5 separate regions of the Mus musculus genome follow, and all the other regions are linked to region 5. A link is a contact called in ENCODE POLR2A ChIA-PET data. All regions are on one chromosome and are shown on one strand. Each heading gives the region's core, a stretch centred on a gene start or an enhancer-like site at or near the end of the contact. The rest is flanking DNA. Distances are from core to core; before and after follow the strand shown. Region 1 holds the start of Wdr74 (WD repeat domain 74). Region 2 holds the start of Slc3a2 (solute carrier family 3 (activators of dibasic and neutral amino acid transport), member 2). Region 3 holds the start of Taf6l (TATA-box binding protein associated factor 6 like). Region 4 overlaps Scgb1a1 (secretoglobin, family 1A, member 1 (uteroglobin)). Region 5 holds the start of B3gat3 (beta-1,3-glucuronyltransferase 3 (glucuronosyltransferase I)).

Region 1 (4,155 bases), core at 1,555-4,054, 180 kb after region 5:
ACCATACTAGCTAGACTGTGCCTAATACTGTCAGATCTCATGAGCCTGGTTAGTACTTCATGGAAGGATTATATAATTGTTTTGCAGACAACCTGATGTTCACCCATGATATCTGTTCCCTGTGGAACCTCCTGTGGAAGGAGCACTCCCTTTGCTTTCCCTTCTAGGAAGGAGAAATAGAAACCCAGAGTTCAGAATTCCACCCTGGAATGCAGTAAGGGGAAAGTAGTAGGCTCAGCCATGGGCTTTGTTGACTAAGAAAGTATGAGCTCCTTTGATAACCCAGGCAGAGTTACACCATGCAACCTACCTACTCTATCAGGAGACACTTTTTTTGTTGTTTTTCTGAATTCAAGCTACTTCAATCCGGGAGTAAAAAGAGCCTCACCTGGTGGTACCCTGTGCATGTGACAAGTTTCTGTGACCCAGGGAGGAACTGTGTATCTTGGTCCCAAATAGGAACTCGGAGATCAAGCCAATCATTCCGCACCTGGTGTGGAAGGTACATATGGGCACAAAGTTTGATAAGCCTGACCTGTTTCCTCCAATCCTCCATACCCCCAAAGCCATCTAGGTCATGTCAGTGGCTTTCACTTCCCCAACCTCAATCAAACATAGCATCTCCCCAACCCTTCATCACTCACTCACATTTTTGGCCCTGAATACAGGCTCCTCAGACCCCTGTAGGTCCCATACTTTCAAAGCATTTTCTTTCCCACATGTGGCAACCACATGTGTATGTGTGGGATCTTGGCGCATCCTACACACCCCAGGACCCACCTTCAGTTCCAAGAGCTGAAAATAACCAGAGATGAGTTAGTCTCAAAGCCCTTAATCTTTCCTTTACCAAATTCCCCATCAGACCCCTACCCTAGCTCCCATCCTTTCAACCACCGGGACAGGTAAACCTTACTGGGTCAGAGGACGCCTCTTTGTCATTTTCACACCAGACTCTGAGGATCCCAGAATCCACACATGTGATAAGGGTGCTGAAAGCAAGCAAGAGAATATTGGGATTTTACAAAGTATAAGCCAGGTTTTATGGTGCACAGCTACCAGTGTGGGGAGTAAAGAGAGAACCTGGAATTCCACGTCAGTCTGAGCTACATAGTGAGTTCAAGGCCATCCTGGCTACATGAGATACTAAACAACAAAACATACATACCTTCCCTCCCCCAGCCCCCAGAAATAAACAACCCAACCCAAACAACGATAACATAAACCTCTTCCCTGGAAGCCCAAGCCGTTTCCCAGGCTCTGCACAACTGTGTCTGTGTTCTTCCACACATCTGCCACCCTAGGCTTAAGCTCTAGATTGCTTGCCTGGGCTGTGGCAAAGAGCCTTTGTGATACTCCTTGCTCCTACAGGCTCAGAGCTCTGTCCATGACACTTCCTATTCAAACCCAATACACTCTATTATCTAGGAGATAAGATCTCAACTCAGTACAAAAGCCCTTTCCATTTAATCGCAACCAAATACAATGCCAAACTTACATGTATACTGATGTTTCCTTGACTTCAGCCTCCAAATGGCATTTGTCCTATGTATGTAGCGTTTTAGTATGTTAACTCCTCCTTAGTCTCTGCTCAGTATCTGCTTTTTAGATTGTATCTCTTTTGTCAAGATTATATACTTGTACTTCAAGACCTAGTTCAAAACTCCATTCTATATAACCTGTCTGGAGCTCACCTGTTGAATTACCAAAGCAGCCTTCTTTCTTCATCGATCTAGAAAAGCTGCTCCCAGATTACTAACTTTGGTGACTCTTCCTTCCTAGCCACCACTTTGGAAGCTTCATTATCTTATATTTTTGTCAATCCTACTTAAACACGTGTTCAAAAACATTAAATTATGTGCACAGAACGTTATAAAGGAGCCAGGATAAAAATTCTATCTAGAGGGCTGGTGAGATGGCTCAGTGGGTAAGAGCACCCGACTGCTCTTCCGAAGGCCAGGAGTTCAAATCCCAGCAACCACATGGTGGCTCACAACCATCCCTAACGAGATCTGACTCCCTCTTCTGGAGTGTCTGAAGACAGCTACAGTGTACTTACATAGAATAAATAAATAAATCTAAAAAAAAAAAAAAAAAAAAAATTCTATCTAGAATGCAAACTTTATTAAGGCATGTGTTTTTCCCAAAATCCTTATACTTTTCCTTCATGCTTTCAATCGCTGTCCGATGAATGCATGTTATAGGGATGAACGTAAACAAGAACCTTGGTTTGCAATCACCTATCCCAGTGATTGTATCACCTAAAGTGTTTAACTTAAAGTATTCAGTTCAATCCAAGAGAGCCCCAAACGCTATGTAACCTGGGCTAGAATGTGGGTGGTCCTTACCCATCCGCCTGGGCGAGACCTCGGAACGTGCCTTCCCCGCCTGGGCAGTATCTCTGGCTCAGGAATGTACCCTCCTCAGCATTAAAGTACCTCACGGTTCTGTCCGCACAGCCCACCAAGATCTGCCAGCAGAGAAAGGAATGATGGAAGAAGGGCAAGACTGTCAGGCATCCCTTAGCTCCGGCCCGGCCAGAGGCTGCTCACTTGGGTCTCGCCGCCAGTGCCCCAGCACAGAGCATTCACTGCCTCCTCCCGCCGCGGCTGTCCGGACGGTGTGAAATTTGCCGCATGTTTCCGCTGAAGGTTCACCCCTAAGGGACGAGGACGTCAGTCACGCTGGGGTGACAAACAAGCGACCCCTGCACTGTCCCACAAACAACTCTAATACTCACCTTTCAGGATGCCGGTCTCAGTGCCGACCCACACATGGTTCCAGCGAGCCGAGGCAGTCGCCATCGCAGACCAGCCCGTGGCTTGCACTTCCGGCGCGCCACTACTGCATCATCAGCGAGCGCCGGATTCAGTCTGACAACTCGGGTCTCTCACTCTGTACCCGCCCCAAACTGTCATTTAGCCCCTCTTCTTCCCTCCTTCCTTCCATCCCTCCCCTCTTACCCCCAACCTTCAAAAAGGCACACATTTTAAATCTCAGCACTCTGGAGGCAGAGAAAAGAGGATCTCTGTGGGCTCCGGGACAGCCAGGGCTACAGAGGGAGTTCCAGGACAGCCAGGGCTGCACAGAGAAACCCTGTCTTGAATATACAAACAAAACGCACACACACCTCAAACAGGACATGCTTGTTTAAGGAGAACCAAAAAGTAAGGACCATCTTTGCACTGTCTGTGAAAAGCATAATTTCTAAACTGCAATACTGTGTGGAGCCAGGTCTCTTCCATCTCCCTATTTTGTGTTAATTATATCCCACACTATTAAAAGAATTTCAGAAGTTATTCTCTATTTTCTGACCATCAGTAGGTGTGTCTGCATATGGCTGCACATGGGTGCAGGAGTCCAAGGATGTCAGAGGAGTCGGATCTCCAGGATGAAGCCACAGATACAGATGGTTATAAGTTGTCTTCTAGATTCTGGGAATGGAACCAAGGTCCTGTGGAGGAGCTGCAAGTGCTTTTAATCACTGAACCATCTCTTCTTGAAAAGTAGAGACCTGGTTATGATTTTTATTTGCTCAAATTAAGGCTATAGTCAGAAATTTTATTTCTTTAAAAACCCAGGGGGCTGGCGAGATGGCTCAGCAGATAAGAGCACTGACTGCTCTTCCGAAGGTCCTGAGTTCAAATCCCAGCAACCGCATGGTGGCTCACAACCACCCGTAATGAAAACTGACGCCCTCTTCTGGTGTGTCTAAAGACAGCTACAGTGTACTTTCATGTAATAAATAAATCTTTTTTTTTACATTAAAAACCCAGTCACGTAAATATGGTTTTTTTTTAAATCCCAGGTGTAGCATAAGAGGATGCTTCAGTTTGTCCATAGCTGTTAACTATGATTGTCTCATAATTTAGGAGGAGTATGATTTTTTTGCCAGCTGCAGATAGTTTACATTTGCAATTATGGGGACTCTGGAGAGGGATAAGTGTAAGGGGTCCTAGAGAGGTGGGAGGACCTCTGAAGAAGGCAGAGGCAGCTGCTGCTTCCTACTGCTGCCCCTGGTTCCTGGTGTTGAAGTTTGATGAGAAGCTGGAGATATCCTGACTATGAAGATATCACTGCCCCAAGAAACACGATGTCCCTAATCAGCAGGAAGTCGCCTAGAGACTACTGTTTCTCCTTTCCCCTTTCCCTCTAGCC
Region 2 (4,226 bases), core at 141-2,640, 210 kb after region 5:
GGCAGGTGATGAGACTTTTCATATCCCTTCCTCTCTACTGTTCTGGCCTTGGCTTCTGCTTTCTTCCAAATACATAGCAATCTTGGCTGCCGGCCTACGTGGGGAGAGGGAGAAAGGACCTGTTGTTTCCTTCCGATTCTCTCTGAAAATAACCTAATTGGAACACAAAGTTCCTGAAATTGTTGGCACCTCCTAGAGTTGATGTTCACTTTTCACTTGTCCCTGCTGCTAACCCAGTCTGCCCCATTTACCCTTCCTCTTGCCAAGGACCTCTGCCGGGGGAATTTGAGAAACTTTCAAAGTGTGAGGGAACTAAGCTGGTTCCAGGGCCTAGCATAGTCAACTGATGTAGCCCGGCACACTAGAGGGTTTGAGAGTTATTGCAAGGTGGTTAAGAGTTAGAACAGGGGCTGGAGAGATGGCTCAGCAGTTAAGAGCACTCACTGCTCTTTCAAAGGTCCCGAGTTCAATTCCCAGGAACCACATGGTGGCTCACAACCATCTGTAACGAGTTCTGACGCCCTCTTCTGGTACATCTGAAGACAGCTACAGTGTAGTCACATATAATAAGTGAGTAAATAGTTCTTCTGGTGCATCTGAAGACAGCTACAGTGTAGTCACATATAATAAGTGAGTAAATAGTTAAAAAATAGTAAATAGTTAAAAAAAAAAGAAAAAAAGAGTTAGAACAGCTTGTATATTAAAAGGGTAGGTGCCTCAATACCTTCGGAATGTTTATTACAGCCCCATTAATCTCTTCTGGATGCCTGATTCCCAGTAATCCAACATTCTTGCTAGTAACTAGGGTAAGATAATAAGGGTAGTGACCACTTCAATTCTGCAGTTGAATTTTAAAATCAAGAAGAACGGATTAGAGTTGATCCTATGCAGTTGATGAAGCAAAGGATTGGAGTGGGTGCCCAGTAAATAGTTGCTGCCTGAGGAATTAAATTCAAGGAGTCTTGAAAGGTGAGTACGTGTAAGCCCCGAGGAGAATCCAGGAACTCAGCTAAGTCCGGAGTATGAGAAGATGTACGTAAAGCAGAAGTGAGATGTAGTGCCAAGGTCTGTGTGAAGTTGGGGAGATCAGCCTGAGCCGTGCTTGGGGCGAAGGGATCACGATGTGGATGGAGACTGGTGTCATCTTGTGGAGAGAAAAGAGGCCTCGCAGGGTAAGGGGCCGGAAGGTCGGAGGAGGGGCTTTGAAACCTGGTCAAGACAAATTCACGTTTGTTATTCTAAGGGTTTCTGACCACAAGCTCCCCTTCCCAGACTCTTGCAGGAATAAGCGTTAGGGATAGACGGGAGTATTCAGCGAGGCTGGAGGTGCGAAAAGACTTCTCTGCATCTCTTTAAGAGGCGGACCGGGGCGGAGTCCTGGGTCACTTCCCCGCCGCCACACCCGCCCAGCGGCAGAAGCAGTTAGGAAGCTCTGCTAGCCTCACGGCCACGGGACGCCTCTCTGAACGGGGATCCAGGCAGGATTAGAGCTGCCTCACTGACTACAGGCCGTGTCGTGTCACCGTTTCTGCAGGCACCATGAGCCAGGACACCGAAGTGGACATGAAAGATGTGGAGCTGAACGAGCTAGAACCGGAGAAGCAGCCCATGAATGCAGCGGACGGGGCGGCGGCCGGGGAGAAGAACGGTCTGGTGAAGATCAAGGTGGCGGAGGACGAGACGGAGGCCGGGGTCAAGTTCACCGGCTTATCCAAGGAGGAGCTACTGAAGGTAGCGGGCAGCCCTGGCTGGGTGCGCACCCGCTGGGCGCTGCTGCTGCTCTTCTGGCTCGGTTGGCTGGGCATGCTGGCGGGCGCCGTGGTTATCATCGTTCGGGCGCCGCGCTGCCGTGAGCTGCCTGTACAGAGGTGGTGGCACAAGGGCGCCCTCTACCGCATCGGCGACCTTCAGGCCTTTGTAGGCCGGGATGCGGGAGGCATAGCTGGTGAGTAGGGTGTGCACCCTCATCCCTTGCCCCCATGAATCCCTCGTTTAATCGGGCATTCTGCTGCTTTTTTCCTTCCTCCTCGTCTTCTCTAGAACGCTGGTGATTCTTTACTGCAACCTATTTTTTTTGGGACGACTCCCTGGCAAAAATCCCCCCCCCTTTCTTTAAAAAAAAAAAAAAAAAAACGCTAGCCGGACCCCTACTTCTTCCTAAGGGTGCCTGACTCAGCACATCATCTTTCTCCTCTCCCCTCCCCCAACCACGCGGCCCTGAGCCAGTTCAAACCAGTTTCTGAAGTAATGTGTGAGACTCCTTGCGTCAGCTACTTTGTCTCATGATCCAACCCGCGTCAGAGGGAGTCGGGAAGTGGTGGAGAGAATGTGGAGGCTGGAGGCTTTTCATGCCCTATTGGTTAACCCAACCCTCTCCTCCTAGGTCTGAAGAGCCATCTGGAGTACTTGAGCACCCTGAAGGTGAAGGGCCTGGTGTTAGGCCCAATTCACAAGAACCAGAAGGATGAAATCAATGAAACCGACCTGAAACAGATTAATCCCACTTTGGGCTCCCAGGAAGATTTTAAAGACCTTCTACAAAGTGCCAAGAAAAAGAGTAGGTCTTTCTAAGGAACTAGAAAGGGTTTGGCATTCTGGCCCAGAAACAGGATAGAGTTTTTGTCTGATTTTTCTCCTAACTGGCTCAGTTTTTTTGTGTCAGGCACAAGGGGGAATATGTTATGATTTACACTAAAAAATGTGCTTCATGCGTGAGCGTAATTTTTATGTATTTATTTTGGTTTTGGTTCTCAGGTAGGGTCTCACCATGTAATTGGTTGGCCTGTACCTGACTACCATGACCAGGCCGGATGAGAGTTTACAGAGCTCCCCTGGTCCCGAGTGCTAGACTTAAGTGTGTCACCATGGCTCGATAAAATAAATGGCTTTTAAATGTATAAAGTAGATCCTATATATAGAAGAGATTCAAATGCTGCTTTAGAGTTCACTATAGAGGGCTGACAACGTAGCTCAGTTTGTAAGAGTGCTTGTCTAGGATCCATGAAGACCTGAGTTTGATTCCTCAGCACAACACAAGCAGCATGTGCCTATAACCCCACACTTGGGAAGGAGATGTAGGGGCTTATTTATCCTCAGGCAGCCCGCCCACATACACAGAACCCTGACTTCATGGGAGGGGAAAATAAGAAAGAAACCAAAACCTCAGTATGGAAACTTGTGTGTGTGTGTGTGTGTGGGCGGAGGAGGAACTGCTCTAGTATAAAACCACCTGAGGGCTTTTGTGGGTTTCCTTCAGATTCTGTGCAAACCGTATGTAGGTTCACCTAGTAACCTGTGTTCAAGTTCCTTGTTTCCTCTTCTTCCCCAAAGGAGTTCTCTCAACTCGTTATTTTTCTAGGCATTCACATCATTTTGGACCTCACTCCCAACTACCAGGGCCAGAATGCGTGGTTCCTCCCTGCTCAGGCTGACATTGTAGCCACCAAAATGAAGGTGAGGTTTTATGGCCGACAGCATACAGATGTTGGTGCTGTGTGGATTTATTCACAGCAAGCCTCCTGTGCACTGTGTGGTTCTCCCAAGCAGGAATACCTCTTCCCATAGCCGGAGGGATAGGCCCAGGTGCACGGTGTTCTTCTTGTTTCTGTTCTGACTGCTTTGTGTGTGTGTGTGTGTGTGTATGTGTTTCCTTTACTCTAGAAGTGAGGCTGTGCCAGGAAGGGAATTTCTCAGATGTCAGTCTGGAACTGGAAGTTTAATTTTTCTTTTTGTGATAGGAAGTCTTTTCTTTCTCTGTGGGAACCCTGACCTGACTGGTTTCCCAGTTTTTGTTTGATGTATTTGGAACTGAGCCCAGTCTGAAATTATAAGTACTAGAGTCTTACTGTGTATCTGGTATTTTATCTTCCCCCATATTTTATTATTTTTTAAAGAGTTAACTCCACTATGAATGCTTTTTAAGATTTGTTTTTATGCATGAGTGTTTGTGCACTATGTGCATGTTTGGTACCCCAGCACTTGGGAGTTTAAGGTTATCCTCAGCAATGGAGATCTAGAACACAAATCTCCCAGCAACTAGCAAGAGCCAAATTGGGTGATTATAGGAGTCTCCAGAGGCAAGACAGAAAATAGAAAGGGTATTGGACAGTCAAGAAAGGATATTGGATCCCCTGGAGCTGAAGTTACAGATAGTTGTGAGCTGCTGCTACGTAGGTGCTGGGAACTGAACCTGGCTCCTCTGCAAAAGGGGCAAGCTCTTGACTCTG
Region 3 (4,257 bases), core at 1,438-3,937, 130 kb after region 5:
GAGCACCTGCCTCTGCCCCAGTTGGGAGTAAATAAACCCCAGACATATACAGCTTTACCAGATCTGATAGTACCCACCAGGTCTGGGCCTTCTTCCATCCTGTCCTACCTCCAAGTGGCCAGTGGTTGTCCAGACATATAAATGTGAGCAGCCCAAATGCTACTGACTGAGCTGATAAATTAAGACCTCTGGGAATGGCCTCTCGTAGGTGGACAGACACTTCAGTCTGCAGCAGGCGTGGAAACCACACCAAATGTCAACATAACTGGAAGAGACTCAGCAGGGTCACTAGCCTCAGGTGGTGTTGCCATGGCAACCCCAGTTCCATCCATTTGGCTTTTTTTTTTTTTTTTTTTTTTTTTTTTTAGCTCAGTCCTAGAGGATTTTCTTTTCCAAGAGGCAGCAGCAGCAGTATCAAAACCTCAAAGAAAGGGATGTGTATGGCCATGTTCTCATGCAGGAAGCTCCTTTCCGGAGTTAAAATAAAAAATAAGGGCTGGATAGCTCACTGGTTAAGAGCTCTTGTGCTCTTTCACAGGACCTAAGTTCAATTACCCTCATAACTACCTGTTGTTACTCCATCTCCAGGGGATCCAGCTAGTCTGGCTTCCTTGAGTAGAGTCTGCTCATGTGCACACATACATACCTACAAATAAAAAATAATAGCAAATAAATCTTGGAGCTGGAGAGATGGCTCAGGAGTTAAGAGTACTTGCTCTTCCAGAGCACCAGCCTCAGGGGATATGATGCCCTCTTTTGACTTCCTTGGGCACCAGGCACATGTATAGTGCACAGATATACATGCATCAAAACATACATATAAAATAAATCCTTAAAAAATTTAAATTACGTGGTGGTGCGCGCCTTTAATCCCAGCACTGGGAAGGCAGAGGCAGACGGATTTCTGAGTTCGAGGCCAGCCTGGTCTACAAAGTGAGTTCCAGGACAGCCAGGGCTACACAGAGAAACCCTGTCTCGAAAAAAAACAAAAACAAAATAATAATAAAATTAAAAATAATAAATTAAATAATTAAAATTATTCTTTAAGGGGTAGAGAGATGGCTCAGAGATTAAGAGCACTTACTGATCTTTCAAAAGATCAGGGTTTAATTCCCAGCACCCACATGGCAGCTCACAATTGTCTGTAGCTCCTGTTCAGGGAATTTGACACCCTCACACATACATACAGTCAAAACAGCAGTGTAGTGGCTATTCCTGGTTGTCAGCTTGACTATATCTGGAATGAACTACAATCCAGAATTGGAAGGCTCACCTGTGATCCCGATCTTGAGGCTGGGAGATACAAGTTTCTGACCTGGCTCTTGGCATGGAGATCTTGAGGCATAGTGGCTATGAATCCCAGGAGACTAAGGCAAGGAGATTTCTGAGTGCAAGGTCATCTGAGACAAATCAAGTCCCAGATCCAGACTTGCTGGCACACCTGGGCCACACCTTCTGCTGGAGACCTACAATCAGGACATTGGAAAAAGGAAAATTCTCTCTTCTTCTGCTTGCCTCGTGGGATTAAGCAACTGCTAGATTCTTGGACTTCCATTCACAGCTCCTGCTGACCGTTGTTGGAGAGTTGGACAACAGACTGTGTACATCATCAACAAATTCCCTTACTATATAGAGACTACCCATTCGTTCTGTGACTCCAGATAACCTTGCCTTATACAACCAGTGTGTTTAAAAATAAAAAATAAATAGAGGATATAGCTCAGTGGCAGAACATTTGTCTATCAAATGCAAAGCTGTAGGTTGGATCACCTAAACCACAGTAAATAAATTTTACTTTCTTAGGGTTTCCTATATCCAAGGTTAGCCTTAATCTTGATATTTAGTCAAGGATAATACTGAACTTCTTATCCTCCCACTTTCAGCCCCCAAGTGCTGGCTAGTTCATGTCCTGCAAGTACTAGACAAGCATGTTACCAAGTGAACGGTATCCAGCTTTATGCAGGACTGGTGAAGTGGTGAAGACAAGTAAAAGAGCTTGTTGCTTAAGCCCAACAACCTGAGTTCCACTGTTGGTGCCTACAGGAGCATCAACTCCTCAAAGTTGCCCTCTCCCCCCCCCCACCCCCCGTATTTTTTGTGGGATTAAAGGCATGCTCCACCACTACCTGGCCCTCAAAAGTTGTTCTCTTATTTGCAAGTACAAGCACACATACAGAATTAAACTTTTTTTTTAAAAAAGATTTATTTATTTATTATATATAAGTACACTGTAGCTGTCCTCAGACATTCCAGAAGAGAGAGTCAGATCTCATTACGGATGGTTATGAGCCGCCATTTGGTTGCTGGGATTTGAACTCTTGACCTTCAGAAGAGCAGTGGGGTGCTCTTGCCCACTGAGCCATCTCACCAGCTCAAATTTTTTTTTTAAGATCAGAAACTAGAAAGCGGTATGGTAGCACACACCTTTGATCCCAGCATCCTGGAAGCAAAGGAAGGCCTATTAGTTCAAGACCAGCTTGTTTTATGCGGTGAACTCTAATTCAGTGTAAGCCAGGGAACACACACCTGTTAGCTAACCCAAAGGAGCTGTTGCTTTAAGAAGCGCCACTCACGTGACCAACGTCGCCCTAGTGGCTTTACCCGCACATACACACTGGCCAATCTTGAGGTGGTATGCCTCTTTGGTGGGCGGAAAACTCAGTAGACGGCCACCGATTGGCTCCGCATATGGAGGGCGGAGCCTGGGCGCGGAGAGAGGGAATTACCGTGAGCCGGTGAGTGGAAGCAGCCGTCCCTCCCCAGCAGGCGCCCTCCCAACCCCGGAGTCTGCAGGTGAGCAGGTCCTGCCCCGATCCAGGGATCGCTTCCCGCGGTGCTCTGCTCACCAGCCACGGAGCCCGCAGGACCCCGCCCCCTTCACCGAGCACGTGACACAAGTTCTGTAATCCCTGATCTCCCCACTCGACCCTGCACCCTTTGGAGCTGGGAGGGAGGAAGGTGGGTGGGAGGATTCACAACGTAGAAGTCCTTGGAGATCGGTTCCCACGCCTCCTGGTCAGGAGGACTTGGAACTGAGGGTGGGCAGGACGAGACTAAAGAGTGGGAGACCTTGGTCACAGACCGAATTTTGTGAGCTATCAAGACAGGGCTACATAATAGAGAAACTCCCTTCTAGCTTTCCACTTGCGCAGCACTGCATGGTTCCATTTTACAGATGGGGAAACTGAAGCGTACTCATCCAGTGCTGAGTCTAGTGATGGGACTTCAAATCTTTGGGCTACAAAGCCAGGCCTAGTTCAAACACAAGCCTACAGCTCATGAATATATTATCTTGAGTCGAATTACAACAGTGTTTGAGACCCAGCAGTCTAATCACCCGGTGCTTAGTGTTTGGTCTTGGACAGTTCAGGTAATCTCTCTGAGCTAAGACTTCCTCAGCTTTGTGAAATGGACAAATGTGTACAATTATATATCTCATACAATATTACTAACTGGGGGGGCCATGGGCATTTATGTGTTTAGAAAATAGCTGTGCTGGAAAGATGGCTGAGCAGTTGGCTAGTCTCCTTGGAGGACCCAGATTCAATTCTCAGTACCCACATAGCAGGTCACACCTGTCTGTAACTCCAGTTCCAAGGGACCTGGCACCCTCACACAGACATATACATGCAGGCAAAACACCAATGCACATAAAAGTGAATAAATCAGAAGTATTGACCCATGTCCTTAATAACAGCACCGGGATGGGTTGGTGGGCAGAGGCAGAAAGATCTCTGTGAATTGGAGGTCAGCAGGGTCTAGAGAGTGAGTTCTAGGACTGAATAGACAACATTGTCTGGAACAGCTATCCTTTTTTTTTTCAGCAAGTGTTAATGAGGGTATAGTATGTGCTGACCCTGCTGGAGGCCTGGGATGCAAAGGTGAGCGTACTGACCTGGTCTATTGTGCAACTTACAGTTACTGGGGAGCTGCATGCTGATGCCCAGCATCCCTGTACAGAGTGGAGTTGATGGTAACGAGCTGTGTTGGGTACTTACAGACTGTTCGAAGCTAAGGTGTCACATGTGTTAGGAAAACTCTGGTGCTGAGCTGCAGCTCCAGACTTTTTCTTTCTTTCAGGACAGGGTTTGTCTGTGTAGCCCAGGCTGTCCTGGAACTCACCCTGTAGACCAGGCTGGCCTTGAACTCAGAGATCCACCTGCCTCTGCCTCCCAAGTGCTGGGATTAAAGGTACATGCTACCACTGCCGGGCTCCAGCCTTTTTTTTTTACATTTTATTTTGAGATAGTCTAAGTT
Region 4 (4,227 bases), core at 992-3,491, 160 kb before region 5:
TTTTTTCCATAATAATTTTGATATTTTATCTACTTTGTGTGAGTGTGTGTGTGTGTGTGTGTGTGTGTGTGTGTGTGTGAGACACATGTGGAGGTCAGAGGACAATCTTTAAGGAGTTGGATCTTTCCTTCCACCATGTGGGTCCTGTGGATCAAATTTAGGTAGTCTTTGAGAAAACCATCCAAGGCCTTCTTTTTCTTTTCTTTTCTTTTCTTTCTTTCTTTCTTTCTCTCTTTCTTTCTTTCTTTCTTTCTTTCTCTCTCTCTCTCTCTCTCTCTCTCTCTCTCTCTCTCTCTCTCTTCCTCTCTTTCTTTCTTTCTCTCTTTTATTAGATATTTTCTTTATTTACATTTCAAATGTTATCCTCTTTTCTAGTTTCCCCTCCAAAAATCCCCTATCCACTCCCCCCTGCTCCCCAACCCACCCACTCCCATTCCTGGTCCTGGCATTCCCCTATACTAGGGCATAGAGCCTTCACAGGACCAATGGCCTCTCCTCCCATTGACAACGGACTAGGCCATCCTCTGCTACAAATATAGCTAGAGCCACAAGTTCCACCATGTGTTTTCTTTGATTGGTGGTATAGTTCCAAGGAGCTCTGAGGGTACTGGTTTGTTCATATTGATGTTCCTTCTATGGGTCTTCAGTCCCCTTCAGCTCCCTGGGTATTTCTTTGGCTCCTTCACTGGGGACCTTGTGCTCTGTCCAATGGATGACTGTGAGCATCCACTTCTGTATTTGCCGAGCACTGGCAGAGCCTTGCAGGAGACAGCTATATCAGGCTCCTGTCAGCAGGCTCTTGTTGATATCTGCCTAGTGTCTGGGTTTGGCGGTTGTTTATGGGGTGGATCCCCAAGTGGGGCAGTCTCTGGATGGTCATTCCTTCAGGCTCTGCTCCTAACTTTGTCTTTGTAACTCCATCCATGAGTATTTTGTTCCCCATCCAAGGCCTTCTAACCCTCAATTCCTCTCAGAATTTACTGTGGCTTTTGTCTGATAAGTCTCTGCACCACTACTGCATCTACTTCTGAGGTTCACTCACTATTGGGGGTGTGGGGTGTTTCTTTATTCTAGGAGAAAATCCTAACAAGTCCTCTGTGTAAGCAAGATTTAAGATTCTGAAGCTCACTGGATTTCAGAGATATTCTACTGCTAAAGCCTTGTCACTGCCCTGTGTCTCCTCGGCTCCTCGGCTTCCCCACACCAACCCCTCCTTCCTCTTTGCAATAAACTGCGAGCATCTCACCTGCCTGTGTGCAATGGTCTTTTTCTGTACCTGCTGGAGCCAGAGCATTGGAGCTGGAGTGAGTGAAGGGAACCAGAAGTAAGGGAGGACAGCTGAGTCCTGCCCTGGTGCCACACAAGATCCCACAAGTCCTCCTTCCTCTACACTTCAGTTATTTGCCATCAGTAGACTGCAATGCCCTACCTAGTAATAGAATGTTAAGTCCCACCATCTATTCAACAGCCCTAGCCTAGCTTGTCTAAAAGACCTGTAATACCATCCCTCCCTCCCCATGTCTGGTCCTAAATGTTACTGGATTCTAACTCCATCCTCTGGGCTACACTATTCCAGCCAGGAGCCTGATAGGCATCCCTTAGCCCTTCTTTGTCCAATCAACCGAGACCTCTGGGGTCATTCACTCCTTCAATATCTCCTGGCCACACCATCATCCCTGGCTGCTGCAATCCCAGAGGCCCCTTTACAGGCTGCCAGCTGACTAACTGCTAAGCAATTCAATGACCATGCATCCACCACAGGGAGTTTGATCCCATGTAAAATCTTAGCAGTGTTCCCACACTCCAGTCTTAAAAGCATACGGACCATAAATGTTCAAGCTCAACACAAGACCCATGACAGCCCTTGTCTCCCCCTTCTCAATCCAGACATCCCCTCTCTTCGACCTTTAGTTCCTAAAAGTCAAGCCCCACCTTGGGACCTTTTTGTACTGGCCACACACAATATCCGCTGCCCAAAAAGATGTTGATTGGTTTAGAATTTGTCCTAACATCAGCGAGCCTCCACTGGAGCCGGGCCACACCATCCCAAAAGGTTGAAAAAAGAGTAGAGTTGGAGGCGTGTGCAGAAGAGCTGTATGTAGAAATAGAAAGGGAAGAGGCAGAGGGCACCGGAACAAGGAAGCTATGGAAGAGAACGCCAGCCAGCCAGGCAGCCAGTTCAGCGCCTAGAAGCAGCTACATGGGCGGTTACGGGCCACGCCTGCTCCTGCGTCGTGGCCACCAGGGGGCAGTGTAGTCCATGCTACCGCCCCCTGCGAGTTTGAGGACTAGACCCCGCACCAACCCTTTGACTTTTGGGCGGGGCAGATGGTGAGAGTCATTCTCTAGCATCGATTTTAAATCGTTTTATCTGGCCTCTAAAGCTTTATTTGGGCAGAGTTTGTTTGCTTGTTTGTTTGTTTATTTGTTTGTTTTTGTCAAAATTCTGAGGAAAAACCCACCGAAAGGCACACAAGTAGTCTAGCACGGCACACAAGTAGCACGGCTGAAGCCTTCCAGTGACCGGCCAGTCCTATTGGAATTAGGAGTAATTCCACTCCCACAAGACCTCAAAGGCCATCCTGACATATCTAGACTCTGAGATGGCCCTGAAGACAGAGAGGACCAAGAATTGGTCCACCTGCCTGGTTTTAAAGTCCCATAGCAGAAACTGCAACCTTACAAGCTTTGGCTTGGCAGACATTAGCATATCTCTTTTATTTCTCACACAACCCAGAGCGGAGGCCCAGCTCCTGCCCTACTGATGGTAGAACCTCCCACACAGGACTCTTCAGGGTCAGTAAACTAGGGATAATGATGAGAAAAGTCCACCATAAACACTCATTTGTGTACACAGCACTAAAGCCACCACACCCACTCCTTCATTGTCTGCCAGAGGAGGGGCTGGGATTGTAAAAATTCCAGGGCAGGTCAGGGGGACCAGTGATTCCAAAAGAGACTATTTGTGGCAGGCTGGGCCCTGGTGGCGGCCCACTCCTTCACTCCCAAGGCCCTAGATTCTTCTGCATCCAGGTCATTCTGTCTAAGGTGCATATGTGGCCTCCCTCGAACTACCCACCTAGGTGAGCATTATTTAAATGGACAAGGTCCAAGGTCATAAAAAGTTGCGAATTTTAACGACTTATTCACTGCTAAGAAAGTATTTACCTTGCACAAACACAATGCCGATGACTGGGAATAAAAGGAAATACAATTATATTGCAGTGAATCTCTGCCTTAGAGATATCTGCTTTGGCAATGTGCAAGAATGTGTATTAGCCCAGAGAAAGGTACATACCTTAGGTTCTTCAAATGCAGAGAGTACTAGGAAACGTAGCTATCAGGAAACTGTTCGCTGTGCAAACATGAAGCCCCATGAGCACCCATGAGAGCTGCTGGGCACGAGGTGAATCTACGCATGCGCGTGCGCGAGTGCATGGCCAAATGCAAAAATGAACTGACTACAACCATAGAAAAGGTGAATTATCTGTGCAGTGTAAATGAAATTGGAGAAAAATAGGAAGTGGCCATTGGGATTTTGGTTTTTTTTCCCTGACCTGCTAAGTTAATATCTTGATCCTGCTAGTAGGCCAAGGTCCTGCCCAGGCCAGCATAGTTGGATGTTGTTGATGATGTTGTTTTAAGGAACCACTTGCTAAAAGTGGTGTTTACATTTCAAAAATAAAGAAAGGCTGAGTGTAGTGATGCCTGCCTTTAACACTCAAAGGCAGACAGTCTGAGTTCTAGGTCAGCTAAAACTACAGAATGAGACCATCTCAGGAGAGAGAGAGACAGAGAATCTATACTTCTATTTCTATAATCAGCCATCCTCACTATGAATATGCCAAACTAAAACATAGGAGGCAAATACACACTTCCTGAATTTGAAAAGTATTAAGCTCAAACTATGAAGATGATATTTTAAATGTTTCTGAGTCAAAAAATAAAAATAAAAAAGATTAAAAGCAGCATCTAGTGATACACACCTGTAATCCCAGCACTTGAGAGGCAAAGGCAGACGGATCACTACAAACTCAAGACCAGCTTTGTCTAAAAATTCAATAGCCAAGCATAGTGGTACACACCTCTAACCCTGGCATCTGGGAGGCAAAGGCAGACGGATGGCTGTGAATTCGAGGCCAACTTGGGTATGTAGCAAGTTCCAGGCCAGCCCAGAACTATTTAGTGAACTATGCTTCTGCCTCAAAAAAGGAAGGAAGGGAGAGA
Region 5 (4,216 bases), core at 1,693-4,192:
TCAAAAATCATACCAATCCCTCTGTCTCAGGCCCCTCAGTACTGGGGATTACCAGGCATGCGTCAGCATGTCATGACTGGCGCAATACAATTTATCAAGTAAAACACTTTAGGAAATGACTTGAGTCTCACGTTTACTTAGGAATCAAGCTGGATTAGGAAACTGGGCACAGTAGTGAGCACACACCTTTAATCCTGTCATTTGGGAGACACAAGCAGGGGAATCAGTCTAGTCTACAGAGTGAATTCCAGGACAACCAGAGCTACACAGAAAAACCTTCTCTTGAAAACCTAAATAAATAAATAAATAAATAAATAAATAATAAAAATTAAAAATGAAACCCTACAGGCCAGGTTCTTTTCTTTCTGTGGTAAGGCTCCCAGAGAGGAGTTTTAGAGGAAATCCCAGTCATTCTCCAAATGAGAACATTATTTGTTTCTTCATTTTGAGAGAGGATCTCCCTGTGAAGCTCTGGCTAGCCTGGAACTGACTACCTAGACCATAGACCAAGCTGGCCTAAAACTCTAGAGGAGATCCTCCAGCCATTGTTTCCTAAATGCTGGGATTAAAGATGCACACAATCTCTGCCCAGCTATGCACCGGGAGTGAGTGGTTTGCCTCTTTTGGGTTTCCTCGTGGTTAACATCAGTTTGATGCTCAAGGAGCTGCTGGTGGTGTAAGTTAATGAGTCCAGGAAGGTATGCTGAAGACATGGTGACAGAAGGGCTTTTTGGCTGCTGGTCCCAAACCACACTTCAAAATGGGTTTTCTCAGTATTAAACAAGATTTTGACTCTAAAAAAGAAAGAGAGAGAGAGAGAGAGAGAGAGAGAGAGAAGGAAGAGGAAGAGGAGGAGGGGGAAGAGGAGGAGGAAGAGGAAGAGGAAGAAGAGGAGGAGAAAGAGGAGGAGGAGGGAAGGAAGGAAAGAAGGAAGGAAGGAAGGATTTGACTAAACCTGCTTAGCCCTGTTTTCTAAATTTAATCAGAAATTTTTGGGGTTTTGTTTGTTTGTTGGTTTTGTTGTTGAGTATTTGTGTGTGTGTGTTAGCTTTGAGACAGTCTAACCAAAAGATTCCTAAGAAGAGTTCATTCAATGGCAAGCTCAAATTTTCTTTCACACTTAATTGTCGTTAAAGTTTTGCAATAACTCGGTAATCTACTTCCTAATACTCCTTTGTCTATTTTTAAAGGAAAAAGACATTTTCCCACAAACCTGACTAAAGATGCGGATCACTTTTCATAACATTTGGCAAGCTCTAGTTTAAGCATCACCCCATACTTCAGTGCCTCCCCAGATTCATCATTAACCCTCTTCCTGTTCAATACAGAGCTCCTGAGTGTACCAGAGCCGTACCTGGCGTAGGTGGGGGTAATGACATAGATAGTAGGCAGGGCCTCAGGTTCAGGGGGCTGGGCTGGGACAGGGGGTGGGCGACGGAGATCAGCTTGCAACTGGGATATCCTCAGGTCCTTCTGCCGAAGCTGCTCAGCTGCAGCTCGAAGCGGAGGGAGGCAGTCGCAAGGCTGGCCTGGTACCAGGAAGCACCAACAGGGTGAGCAAGTTGTGACAGAGAACCACAGGATAGTAAGTAGTTCAAAAACCCAGGCCAATTCTTTTTAATTCCTAGCCAATACAGAAATTCCCTTGTAACTTGCTTTTTTTTTTTTTTTTAGAATGGTGTCAGAGACTCTTCACCTTTCACTGTTACTGTGTTACTGTTTTAAGGTAGGTCTTGCTATAATGGCTCCAAGCTGACTGACCTCAGACCTTTAACCCACTGACCTGTTTCCCAAACGGTGTGCCACAACATTCAACTCTTCAATTTTAACCAGTTCCATCTGTCACTCTATTTTTCTTTGCTGGGGCTCCAACCCAGGGCCTTACACTTGTGAGTGTTCTACCACTGTGCTACACCCTCAGCCCTGCCACTATTTTCACTAGTACATTTCGACGATTATCTGTCAGCCTTTCTGTCCTTTCTACCTTCTGATCCTAATTTTACCTTCCACACATAAGGAATATAACAGTCTGAACTAGAGGCTCTCCTGTAATGGCACTACCTGAAAAGCGTTTACCAAGCTCCCACATAAAAGGCTGGATTCAAGGCGCTCCGTGGTCACGTGACCACTGACTTGTCAGTAAGTTCACAGATTCCATTACACGACAAATATTTATTGAATAAAAGGGGGGGGCAGTCCCTACTCCCTAGCTACTTTAGTGGAAGAGGTAGACACTAATAAAGTCATTACAAATTGTGATATGGGCCACTTAGAAAATTAAAAGAGATCAAGACTAATAAGGGTTACTTGAGCTAAGGTGGTCAGGGAAGTCCTGATGTGACATCTGGCCTAAAACCAGGATGAGAAATAGATGGCCTGGAGGTGGGGAGAGCACAGCTGGTCAAAAGCTGGAGGGGACAATGAACCAGGGGGTTCTCAAAAACCTATCAGCAAGCCGGTCTGAGAGGCAGAGCAAGGGGAGGGTGGAAAATAGGTTGCTTGGCGGCGGCGGGGTCATTTGGGGCTTGACCGGTATCCGCGGAGTTGCAGACTGCCGAGAGTTCTACACAAGGGGTCACCGAGGGCTGTCCCGAGGGCTGAGCGAGCGGGAAGCCGCTGTCTGCGGGTCTCATCCCCAGCGCCTTGGGCCGGCCCTCCGCACACCGCCCCGCCCCGCCCCGCTCACCGAGCTGCACCAGAGCGTAGAGGAGGCCGGCGATCGACACCAGGAAGTAGGCAAGAAACACGTTCTTCAGCTTCAGCTTCATGGCCGGTGCCACCGGGGCAGGCGGGGTCCACCGGGACCGGCAGGGACAGGTCCGCCCGGCCCTCCGCCCTCCCGCCGGCCCCGCCCCGGCCGCCCGGGCCGCGCCCCGCCTTCCCCAGGCTCCCTTACTAGTTCCCGGGAACGCGGGACTCTGAGCGACACCTGGGACCACTTCCGGCTAGTGGCGTCCCTCCCACAGGCAGCTTCCGGTCCCGCCTCCTGGTAGGCCATTCAGGGCGTTGACGCTATATCCGCTGGGTCAAGCGGTCGTGGCAGGCTGACCAAGAGCTTGTGTGGCCTAGCTCTATAATCATCTTGAAGCTCCCAATTGAGCACAAGCTCCACCCTTGTCACTGAGTTTTCTAGACTCACTCAACCATCCTTCAGCCTCAGCATTGGCTGCTTAAAGAAACGGTTGTTCATTACTTGTTCAACCAATGAGTGAAATCTAAAACGCACCAGGTGCTTGGCTAGGTCGTTTCCAGTGATTCTCAATCTTCCTAATACTGGGACCCTCTAATACAGTTCCTCATGATTTGGCATCCTCCCCATCATAAAATTCATTTTGTTGCTACTTCAAAACTGTAATTTTGCCGTTAGGAGTTGTGATGTAAATGTTTTCTAATGGCATTCCTGCTGGTCCCTCCTGCTTTGTGCTGATTGTCCTGGTTGTCTGTTAGGTTGTGCCACCGCTGCTTCGTGTTCGCTATCCCTACTCTACCGAACTGAACTGCTGATAGATTCATGAAATGTCTGAGTGGATCAAGCTGCCACTGCTAGCCTGTGAAGTGAACTGCAGATTTCCAGACAACAGACAAAAGCTACTCCAAAGAATCTTTCTAAACATGTCCACATCCCCCGTATCTTTCATTTTCCACAACCTCTGGTGGGTGGTGGACTACAAGGGAGGTTAAAGTGTTTAAGAATCATCATTAAAAATAGGATTTGAAAACAGTTACACATGTTCGTGAGGACCAGAGGACTTTGGAGTTTTAGCCTTGGGACCTCAGGTTTGGTGCTCTAACTGTTGAACCATCTCATCAGCCTTCCAATTTTAGGCCAAAATTATGTCATTACCATGGGACAATTTTTAAAAGTTCCTTCTAGATTTTCCGCTCCACGAGCTGTAGTTTCTTCAGGGTCACCTCTCTTCAGCAAGTGACTACAGAGCTAAAAGTGGGTACCAAGTCTACACTACAACAATGATACTTTATTCACGGATATGTAACAATTTACATATTTAGTCCAGGAAGTAGCTTGTCTAATATGCAGTTTTTCTTTGTCCCACCCCTACCCCCAAACCCCCATCCCCGCCCAAAACAAGGTTTCAGTTTCTCTATTTAACCACCCTGACTGTTCTGGAACTCACTTTGCTAGCTAGGCAAACTCAAGAGATCTGTCTACCTCTGCTGGGATTTAAGGGGCATACACCACCACTGGCCAGCATGT

What was found. ChIA-PET counts read pairs that join two places held with the same protein, here RNA polymerase II (POLR2A).
Region 1: POLR2A ChIA-PET joins it to region 5 with 10 read pairs in embryonic stem cell. The contact joins the promoter of Wdr74 here to the promoter of B3gat3 in region 5. POLR2A ChIA-PET finds 5 or more read pairs at or near these places in 3 of 5 experiments (Patski and embryonic stem cell).
Region 2: POLR2A ChIA-PET joins it to region 5 with 14 read pairs in Patski. The contact joins the promoter of Slc3a2 here to the promoter of B3gat3 in region 5. POLR2A ChIA-PET finds 5 or more read pairs at or near these places in 3 of 5 experiments (Patski and embryonic stem cell).
Region 3: POLR2A ChIA-PET joins it to region 5 with 22 read pairs in embryonic stem cell. The contact joins the promoter of Taf6l here to the promoter of B3gat3 in region 5. POLR2A ChIA-PET finds 5 or more read pairs at or near these places in 3 of 5 experiments (Patski and embryonic stem cell).
Region 4: POLR2A ChIA-PET joins it to region 5 with 19 read pairs in embryonic stem cell. The contact joins the enhancer-like site here to the promoter of B3gat3 in region 5. POLR2A ChIA-PET finds 5 or more read pairs at or near these places in 3 of 5 experiments (Patski and embryonic stem cell).

Annotation. Positions count from the first base shown.
Region 1 is chr19:8,734,488-8,738,642 of GRCm38, reverse strand. Wdr74 (WD repeat domain 74) reads right to left here and starts at 2,804. Exons shown (of 11, transcript NM_134139.1): 1 at 2,738-2,804; 2 at 2,550-2,656; 3 at 2,346-2,467; 4 at 914-989; 5 at 649-795; 6 at 389-490. The coding sequence starts at 2,801.
Region 2 is chr19:8,711,061-8,715,286 of GRCm38, reverse strand. Slc3a2 (solute carrier family 3 (activators of dibasic and neutral amino acid transport), member 2) reads left to right here and starts at 1,390. Exons shown (of 9, transcript NM_008577.4): 1 at 1,390-1,945; 2 at 2,384-2,557; 3 at 3,359-3,453. The coding sequence starts at 1,540.
Region 3 is chr19:8,784,746-8,789,002 of GRCm38, reverse strand. It overlaps Taf6l (TATA-box binding protein associated factor 6 like), which reads left to right and starts at 2,687. Exons shown (of 12, transcript NM_146092.2): 1 at 2,687-2,793; 2 at 3,825-3,881. The coding sequence starts at 3,874.
Region 4 is chr19:9,080,659-9,084,885 of GRCm38, reverse strand. Scgb1a1 (secretoglobin, family 1A, member 1 (uteroglobin)) reads left to right here. Exons shown (of 3, transcript NM_011681.2): 3 at 1,075-1,244. The coding sequence ends at 1,122. Among named protein-coding and RNA genes, the nearest start is that of Scgb1a1, 5.2 kb to the left of the region's middle. Within about 2 kb of position 2,241, at least 2 of the 3 ENCODE cell types and tissues checked have a DNase peak (open chromatin) inside an H3K27ac peak, as active enhancers do.
Region 5 is chr19:8,919,119-8,923,334 of GRCm38, reverse strand. B3gat3 (beta-1,3-glucuronyltransferase 3 (glucuronosyltransferase I)) reads right to left here and starts at 2,942. Exons shown (of 5, transcript NM_024256.2): 1 at 2,687-2,942; 2 at 1,355-1,529. The coding sequence starts at 2,768. It overlaps Gm36629 (a long non-coding RNA gene), which reads left to right and starts at 1,493. Exons shown (of 3, transcript XR_003952913.1): 1 at 1,493-1,585; 2 at 1,675-1,726; 3 at 2,018-4,216.